Linked DNA regions of Mus musculus: all the other regions are linked to region 1. A link is a contact called in ENCODE Hi-C or POLR2A ChIA-PET data. All regions are on one chromosome and are shown on one strand. The core of a region is the stretch at or near the end of the contact, and the rest is flanking DNA. Distances in the headings are between cores, read along the strand shown.

What was found. Hi-C counts contacts between places; a loop is a spot of excess contacts on that map. ChIA-PET counts read pairs that join two places held with the same protein, here RNA polymerase II (POLR2A).
Region 2: a loop to region 1 is called in a map of left cerebral cortex, with 3 times the contacts of the local background. The contact joins the enhancer-like site here to the promoter of Ccdc88c in region 1. A Hi-C loop is called at or near these places in 9 of 37 maps with a recorded cell type or tissue (CH12.LX, T-helper 17 cell, heart and 1 more). POLR2A ChIA-PET finds 5 or more read pairs at or near these places in 4 of 5 experiments (Patski and embryonic stem cell).
Region 3: POLR2A ChIA-PET joins it to region 1 with 22 read pairs in Patski. The contact joins the promoter of Ppp4r3a here to the promoter of Ccdc88c in region 1. POLR2A ChIA-PET finds 5 or more read pairs at or near these places in 2 of 5 experiments (Patski and embryonic stem cell).

Annotation. Positions count from the first base shown.
Region 1 is chr12:101,027,270-101,030,214 of GRCm38, reverse strand. It overlaps Ccdc88c (coiled-coil domain containing 88C), which reads left to right and starts at 1,324. Exons shown (of 30, transcript NM_026681.5): 1 at 1,324-1,443; 2 at 1,879-1,979. The coding sequence starts at 1,384.
Region 2 is chr12:100,981,252-100,984,193 of GRCm38, reverse strand. Ccdc88c (coiled-coil domain containing 88C) reads left to right here. Exons shown (of 30, transcript NM_026681.5): 4 at 225-294. Among named protein-coding and RNA genes, the nearest start is that of Gm36756, 3.9 kb to the left of the region's middle. Within about 2 kb of position 1,655, at least 2 of the 3 ENCODE cell types and tissues checked have a DNase peak (open chromatin) inside an H3K27ac peak, as active enhancers do; they include left cerebral cortex, where a contact is called at or near this core.
Region 3 is chr12:101,082,348-101,085,394 of GRCm38, reverse strand. It overlaps Ppp4r3a (protein phosphatase 4 regulatory subunit 3A), which reads left to right and starts at 1,693. Exons shown (of 15, transcript NM_211355.2): 1 at 1,693-2,666. The coding sequence starts at 2,525. It overlaps D130020L05Rik (RIKEN cDNA D130020L05 gene), which reads right to left and starts at 2,944. Exons shown (of 2, transcript NR_038050.1): 1 at 896-2,944.

The DNA of each region.
Region 1 (2,945 bases), core at 75-2,574:
CATTATGTAGCCCAGGCTAGCCTGGAACTCAAGGCCCTCCTGGTTCAGCCCCACCAAATTCTGTGATTACAGGAACCAGAACTGACTGCCATGGCCTGAGACAGGATGTCATTGAGCCCAGGCTAGCTCTGAAGTTGTTATGTAGACAAGGATAACTTGAAGATCCTTTTGCCTCCATCTCCCCAGTACTGGGGTTACAAAGCTGTACCATCATTCCCACCCCACTTTTTTGGGTAAGATTTGTTTTACTTTTTATGAGTTTTAGTGTTCTGCCTTTATGAATGTATACCATATGTATGTCTGGTGCCCTCAGAGGCCTTGAAATTCAACTTAATGATAGTTGCGAACCATCCTGTCAGTGCCGGAAAACAAGCCCAGGCCCTCTGGAATAGAAGCAAATGCTCTTCATTGCAGAAGCCCCCCCACCTCCACCCTTTATTTGTTATTCTGACTTCCACATTTCTTGGAACCTTGCCAGTATACTGGGGGCTACAGTCTATTTATTAACAGGCTTTCCAACCAGGCAGAACTGTAATACCACATGTCATCAGCAGATGTCACATCCCTAATACGTGAAAAAGCTACGCTGCAAAATGACTAGCCAAAGGGTAGTCATTGAGTACCTGGTGTGTTCTCCCTAGGAGTGTGCCAGGGGCTTCGGGTTAACATTCCCGCATCGCAGTGAGGATTAAACTCGTCAAGACAAGAGTACATGCAACAATGGCCCAGCTCGGGGAGCGAAGTTATTACCAGGAAGTGGTGAGAACGTGGGGCTGCAGGCCTCCAAGCACACAGCCCCCGCCAGCAGGGGGCACGGCGTCCATCGCGCTGGGAGCCCAGGCTCAAAGCTGCCGCTGCGCACTGCGGCCGGGACGGGCTCTCCCGCACGGCGTGCTATGGTGGAGGGAGGGTAGAGCCATAGCAGGGGCGCACACGCGTGGGGCGGCCACACCGCCAGCATCCATCCTGAAGGAACTTCAGGAAGGGAGAAGCCGGGGAGTCGGCAAAGCAGATGCACTGATGCGCAACCCTGCAGTCTGAGGCTTACACCAAGCCTCTTCCTCTCGGGCCCAGGTCTGCGCGCGCAGGCTGCACCTGCCCGCGCACTCGGGCCGCCACGTGCTGAGGCCCCGCCCCACTCCCGTCCCCGCTCCCCCAACGCGCACCCGGCCCGGTGCGGCTCCTCTCCGCTAGGCTGCGCAGGGCACCGGGCGACCGAGGAGGGACCGCGTCGCCCCTCCCTCCCCCTCCTCGCCCCCACCTCTCGCTCTCCCCGGGCGGGCGGGGCCGCAGCCGCGCACCGTGGGCTCGCGCCCCGCCTTTGTCTCCCGCGCCCGCCGCCGGCTGCCGGAGCCGCTTTGTGCGGCGCGGCCGCGGCTCAGCATGGACGTGACGGTGTCGCAGCTCGTTGAGCTGTTTCTGCAGAGCCCTCTGGTGACCTGGGTGAGCGCTCGGAGCGGCACCGGGGACCGGGAGGCTCCGTGTCGGGTGGGCGTCCCCACGGCTTCCCACTCGGGAACGCGCACCTGTTCCCGGCGGCCGTGGGGGCGGGGAAGGGGGGTGACCCCTCCTGAAGCTCAGAGACCCGCGGTAGGGGCGCAGAGTGGGACCGTGGACCGGCGGGCTGAGCGTGCTGCCTTCCTGTGCGTCTGAGACGTGAGGATTTTGTTGAAAAGTCCTTTTTATTTATTTCTCTATTTTCCTCGCGTTCTGGGACGCTGGAGAAAAGTTAGCCAGAAGTCCTGTCCGGAGGCGGGAAAGGACCGCGGTTCGGGAAGGGTAGGCTTGCTGCCTGCGAAGAGTACCACGGTGGTTGGTGACCTCCCTGGCCTGCCTTGTCCCCCAGCGTCAGACCAACATGCTTTTGCCTCCCCGCAGGTGAAAACTTTTGGATCGTTTGGAAGCGGCCACCAGGACAACTTGACTCTGTACATGGATTTAGTGGACGGCATCTTTTTGAATCAAATCATGCTGCAAATGTAAGTTGCCTCTTCAGAGAGGATACTTTAAGAAACCTAAGATTGTAGCGTGAATGCCGGATGGCCAGGGAGGGATTCCGTTCAGGTGGGCCGTTGGACCCCCCCATCCCCCAGCACCTCATTCGAGCTAAGGAAATTTGCGGTTGACTCATTTGTAAACTCGGGCACTTGATGGTAGTCTGAGTGCTGACACCAAAAGTCCCTTTTCTTTTTGGAGGGACACAGAACTGTAAAGAGGGTCTGGTTGGTTACAGGAAATGTCCGCTGGGTCTGGAGCATCGCGGTGTGAACGCAGTTTCACTGTGGCTTGGGAACTGGGCTTCTGAATCTCCTTCTCTTCCCAATTGTTGGGGCAGATGCAGTCATTAATCGTCCTTGTGTGAATTGGGTTTAGAAGGCACACAGGCAGGCAGGCAGGCTGGCTGTTTAGAACGTTTGCTTGGGCTTAAACAGGGTCTCGTAGATACTACTTGCCGGCCGCACCTCTGACCACATCCGTTGTGGAGTTCTGCAGAGCCTGTCTGTCTGACATCTTAGCACCACTTAGGTGTTGGCTCCTACCCCTCCATTCTGTGTTTAACTTAGAAGCTTCGGGGATCCTATTGGAAGTGAGTGACAGTATGAGTCACAGGCACTTGGAACAAAATAAAACTGGATCAGCCTTTACATGTACCCACTCAGCTGGGACTGATGGAGGTGTCACACTCAGTAATCCATTAGCTAATGAAATACAGCTTGGATTTGTAGCTGGGGGTGGGGGCGGGTAGGGGGTGGTTTCCCAATGAGATGACTCCATTTGTTTTCATAGGACATTTGATTCACAGTGGTAGAAACCCCGTCTTTTTTTTTTTAAATCCAATTCCACTGGTCTTCAGAGTTTGACCAGGTTCTAAAGAGACATTTGCTGTTGGCTTTGGCTGCGCTTCTCTAAGGACTGATGAGAATTGAGTTTTTCTGCGGCTGCCT
Region 2 (2,942 bases), core at 406-2,905, 46 kb after region 1:
CCCCCCCCCGCCCCCCAAGCTTCTGCATATGCAGCCATCCTTTCTATTTGATGGGCAGGACAGGCCAGTTACACTCTGTCAAGTGGCTTATCCTATCATCTTGGGTCTTTACAGTTGTTGTGTCGTGGCTGCACACTTATCCAGTGGCCTTATTAGCTGTTACTTACCCAGAGGCTCTTTACTCTTCTGTTCCTAACGGTATCTTTCTCTCTGTGTCTCTGTAGGAAGTTCTCCAGCAGCTGATCGTAATGAATTTGCCCAATGTCTTGATGATTGGCAAAGACCCGCTGTCTGGTGAGTGTATGAGCCCCACCCCCACCTCCTGTAGCGCCTGGGCAATGCCATCAGTTTGGACAGCTGTTAGCCACAGCTCTGGATACCAGCTTGGAGGCGGCGCAGGGGAACATGTGGTGGTTTTGGTGCAATTTTAGAGAGTGGTTTGTCGTCCCGAGGCTATAAGCCAAGCATGCATTTCCCTCTCCAGCCTCAGATGTGCCTGCGGAGACAGAGATGGCCTGTGCTTTGTCCCATCAGAGAGGGCTGGGCTGACTTTGGGAGTGGAAGCTGTGATGGGCTTTGCAGGCACGATTTCTCTGTAACCATGGTATCGGACTCCACTGTGATGCGTGTGCGTGTGTGCCTAGATTGGGAAGTAAGCACATTTAGGGGAGCCAGTGTGTCCCCTCAGGGACCCTGTGATGTTTGTGTTTGTTCCATAAGTGGTCCCGTGGTCCCCTATGTGGTTCCATGCCCCTCACCGGACTTAGAGCACCTGGCCAGCAAGGGCCCTGGGACACTGCGTAAGTCTGTAAAATGGCAAAATCCTCCTGCCACCTTCTGGGTGTCACAGGTAATTCCCAGGTGACCCAGGTGGTGTGGCCGCCCTTATGTATTGTCACACTGCTCTTTGTGCTGCCTCCATTTGTTCATTCTTTGTTTGGATCCTCAAAGTAGTTGAGGTGCTAAGACAAACAAGAGAACCATACCTGCAGGGTGGGCTGAGGCCAAGGGTCTGTGAGCTGCTCTTTGGCCTCAACAGCCTGGGGTCTAGCTGTCCTTTTTTCCTGATTGGGACAGTACCTAAGATGTCTTACAACTGGAGGAAAGGTATGTATACCCAGTGACCAGCCTAGGATGGGACTTTTAAAAGAGCCATTCACTCCATGGCATGACCTTAGGAGTGTTAGCAGCAGCTTCCTGGTACAGTAGAAGTAGGCAGGACATTCTTTCTGGGCTCTAGCTGGTACCATGCCCACCTTTTTTTGTTTTGTTTTGTTTTTGTATTGTACACCAAAAAAGAAATGTCCTTGACCCTGGCCCGTGAGCATCTGTCACCAGCATGAATGACATGGTGGCCCTTCCTTGTCCACCAGGTTGCTTGGTAGTTCCTGCCTGTGAAGACCCTCCCCATTCCACCTCATTACATCAGCAGCAGGAAGGAGCCTTTGGTCCTCCAAACTCCAGCTCTGGCTTCGTCCAGCCATCTCTGGGCTCTAGGGAAGGTTGGGACCTTAAAGATGTGTATGGTGACCCCGGGGAAGCGCGTTGCTTCTCTGAGAACTGTGTTGTCTTTCAGGTTGATGTAGGGCTGGTGTTAGCCAGGAGACAGATGACGGCTTGTAGGGTAGCTGTGCCAGCAAGGGCCGCCGTTCTGTCTGCTTTGAGGGCAGAGGAGGAGCTAGAGAAGGCTTGCTCCTGTGCCAGCCTTTGAATACATTTTAAAGTGTGGAAATGACAGTGTGCGTTGGGTGTGCCGGTGTCATTCCCATTTATAGGTGAGGAATTTAGTTATGCACACACCCTTGTCGCTAGGCTGATAAGCAGAGCAGCTGATTGGCAGCTCGGGCTCTCTGGGGCCTGAGTTCTGCCTGTGTCCCACACCCTGCCTCAGCAGTTGCCAGCATTCAACCCCCGTGGACCACAGAGTTGGTTAGATCATGGTGCTGAGGCAAAAGCCAGTGGTGAGTGGATCAACACGTTCTCCTTGCCCTGCTCAGCCACTCCCCCATCTTTCTGCTGCCCCCAAATCTGGAATGCCTTTTTCCCCTCTCCTCTTCCTCCAGGCCCCTCACTCCTACCAGAGACAGATTGTCCCAGTCAGGGAAAGCAGTCCGGGTGACACCAGACCAGAATACCTGGAAGTAGATTCTTTTTACACCTATTTACTGAGCCATCTTGTTAGCCTAACCCACCTTTATTTGCATAATGTTAAATCCCCTCCTTTTTGAGTGTATAGTTTATGTCATGGCTTTTTCTCACACATCTACAGAATTGTGCAACTCTCCCCTTGGCCCATCCTGAGAACATCAGGGGAAGCTGCCTTTTAGTGTTTGCCAGCAGGTGAGGTGAGTGGTCCCAAGGCCTCCCTGCAAAACATAACCAGTGCACGCCCATAAGAGGCTCTGGTTCCAGTTCCTGAAGAGAAGTGATGTGGTGAGACAGTGAACGTCAGATACTAAAGCAAAGAATGGCACCCACACCTAAGAGCGGCTGCCTAGGCAGGACTGACCGACATGCTAGACAGTGGCCTCAGCAGGCTGCCTTTGAGGGCAGCGGTCACCTCCCCACGGTGCACGGATAGACAGGTTTGACAGGGGCTCTCAAGGGGCTCTGGAGTCAGAGAGAATGGCAGGAGACATCTGCCAACAAGAAAATGCAAACACAAATCCCAGAGGCAGAGAGACATATTTATGGAATCGAATTTTCAGTTTTAGGTTTGAAAAAAAAAATAGATGTTGTGAAGCATTTTGTGGTTCCTTTTAAATAAAGAACAGAGTTAGCATTTAAAAGGAACCGTGGCTGCCCCGGAGTAGAGAGAATTCCTCTTTACACTCGTTCTGTCTCCGGCGTCTAATGAGGGGCACACCTGAGCTTTTTTTGGCAGATGGCTCACACCACACTGTTAATCATAGCATTCTGACGTTTGACGTTAGGTTTGTGCT
Region 3 (3,047 bases), core at 444-2,943, 55 kb before region 1:
GCCTGGTGTCATCTGAGAGAAAACATTTGGTTGAGGAGCTGCTAAGGTCACTGCCCTGTGGGGATATTGGGGATGTCTGGGGGGGGGGGGGCTTGTTAGTTGACGTAGGAGCACCCAGCCCATGGCAGGTGGCAATATTCCCTGAGTAAGGTTGTCCTGGACTTTATAAAAAAAAACTAAGTATGAGGGGAGCAAGCCAACAGGCAACATTCCTCCATGGTTTCTGCTTCAGGCTCCTGCTTTGAGTTCCTGCCCTGATTTCCCTCAGCAATGGACTGTGACCTAGAAGTATACGCCAAATAAATTATTTCCTCACAGTACTTGTTCCCAAACACAAGCTGGCAATTCTGAAATTCTGAGAAGTACAAATCCTGGTGTACCCTGATTCAAAGTCTCTAAAGGACACTTTATAGAGGAGAGGAAGACCCGGATCATAGCAATTTAGGAAAGCTCTGGAAGACACAAAATAGTTTGTAAATGATTTCCATCATCAGAATAAGCCAGGAGACAAAATACTGAGACTGGCTAGGTGTGTTCTATTGGGTTCTGTACTCCAGCAAAACAGTTTCAGAGGGATGAAAGCAACAGTTTCTTCTTTGATGGGTAAAGAGTCAAGGCAGATAAGAAACTATTCACTGTGTAAGCTCTGCTAGTCAGTCTCCAAGGGCCTTTAAAAAGGTGGTTCTCAACATGTGGGTCTCGATCCCTTGGCGGTCAAACACGGGACACAGCAGATATCCTGCATATTACAGTTACGAAGTAGCAACAAAATGATTTTATAGTGAGGGAGGGGTCACCACAACAAGAGAAACTGTGTTATAAAAGAGTCAGAGCATTTTAGGAAGGTTAGAAGCATTGCTATAAAATAATCAGCATAGAGGGCCATACTGCTAACCTGCTCTGCTTGGAGCTCATGGGCTCCATCTAGATGCTTGAAAGGATTGCATTCTGGTATTTAGAAACAGCAACTGCTTTGTTTTTACATGCTTCCGAGTTTTGTTGGTGAATGATTTCAGGTATGTCTTTGCGAGCACTTGTCTCTGGTGTGGGTTAAGAAAGATCCCAGCTTCTCGCATACGTTGCTTCAGCCAGTCAGAGCAACATTGTGAGGCTGTGTTTCAAAAAAAACAAAAAAACAAAGAATTTCATCTTATTCATACAGTACGGCATTTATCTTTGCAAGCCCTTCAAGATGTGTTTTGTTATTTTGTTTAAAAAAACAAACAAACCAGCCTAGGGCTACAGACGATCAGCTTTGATAACCGACAGAGAAAGGGAGATAACCGCTGATTATTGTGAGGTGAGTGCTCAGAATGATCCCGGGGAGCAGTGCCACGCGTGAACACCGCGTCGAGGGTTTTAGACTTGCCCGGCCATTGCGTGCCTCACTGCATCCCGCCAACCTCGCGGTCCAAACGGTCCTCTCTCAGAAACTTCTCTATTTCAGGCCAAGGGAAGAAGAGGAGGAGGAGGAGGAGGGCGGGGGGAGGACGAGGAGGACGCCAGCAGCCCGCGCCCCCAGGGCCGACTGCAAAGGTCCTCCCTAAAGCGTCCGGAGAAGGCTCGCACGGGAAAGGACGAGCTCCGGGATCAGAGTCCAGTCTGGCTCCAGAAGCCGCCAACAGACTCCACACCCCTTCCCCGCCCGGAGCCGAGGTGATGACGAATTCAAAGTGCGACGGACGCACACGCAGCCCGCGCTTGCACGACAGTACGCGCAGGGCAGCGCGAGGGAGTCCCGGTCCGTCACCGGCGCGACTCGCGTCCCGCCTCCTCCGCTCCCGCCACCCCCGCAGCTCCGCGCCCGCCTCGGTGCAAGGCCTCGGCCGGAGCGAAGCTGCCGGCTCCCGTCTTGTCGCTTTAAGTGGTGGGGCTTGCGGGCCGCCCCTGCCGCTACTGCCTAGGTGGCCCCGCGCGCCGCTTTTGAGGGGCGAGCCAAGATGGCGGCGGCTTTGGCTCTGTGAGGAAGACGGAAGAGGCGGCGGAGTAGGGAAGGCGGCTTCTAAGAAGAGCCAGGGGTTCTCGGGTGGCCAGAGGCGTTCGGAGTCTCCCGGGAAGTGCTACCTCACCGGCTTCGGATGCTTTAAGCGGGAGGAGCGGAGCGGGGCTTCCTGCTGCAGCGGCTGGGCCAGGTACAAGGGAGGAAAACATGGCGGCGGCGGCCTGAGGAGGCGGCGGCGCGGGAAAGCGGCTCTGCGGAGGTCATGGTGGAGGCCGGAGCGGGTCTGTGAACCGAGCCGCACCTCGTTGGAACGGCGGGCCGGTAGGCTGCGTAGTGCTGCGCGTTCCCTGTCGGGGCTGCTGGGCGGCCGCGCTCGCTCGGCCTGGACAATAGCGCCGGGGAGAAGGAGACGAGAGAAGGCGGCGGCCCGGGGCTCGGACCCGGGAGCGGGCCATGCGAGCGGCGGCGCAGCTCCGCGGCGGCCAGCGGTGGCACTGAGGTCCCGGAGTTCCCCGTTTGCGGCCGCCCGCCTTTTCTGGACACTGTCCCTGGGCCACTCGGGCGGGGCCCCCGGCCGGCACGATGACCGACACCCGACGGCGGGTGAAGGTCTACACGCTCAACGAGGACCGGCAGTGGGACGACCGGGGTACTGGCCATGTGTCCTCCGGCTACGTGGAGAGGCTGAAGGGCATGTCCCTGCTCGTCAGGGCGGAGAGCGACGGTAAGTGACCCTCACTGGCCCCTCTCAGAGCAGTGGCGCTCGGACTGGGACGGCGGGAGTGCGGACGGGAACGCCACGGGGTACCCAAGTCCGGTGGAGCTCGGTGGAGAGCATTCGGGGTGTCCATCCTTAACCCGAAAACCTTGTGGCGTTGGGATTTCGAGCAGAGCGGAGCACGTTGCGCCGTGCTGCCTTTCCAGTGCAGAAAGGTCGGAGACCTGAGATCCTCTTTCCCCGGTGGTTTTTGCACCGTCGTGACCTTGAGAAAGGCATTTAACGGAAACGATCTGCTCCCCCCCCCCCCACACACACACACCCCTTAGTTCACCAATCTGTAAAGCAGGCATAAAACCTTGCTTGGCGCTCGTAAAGTTCATAGCT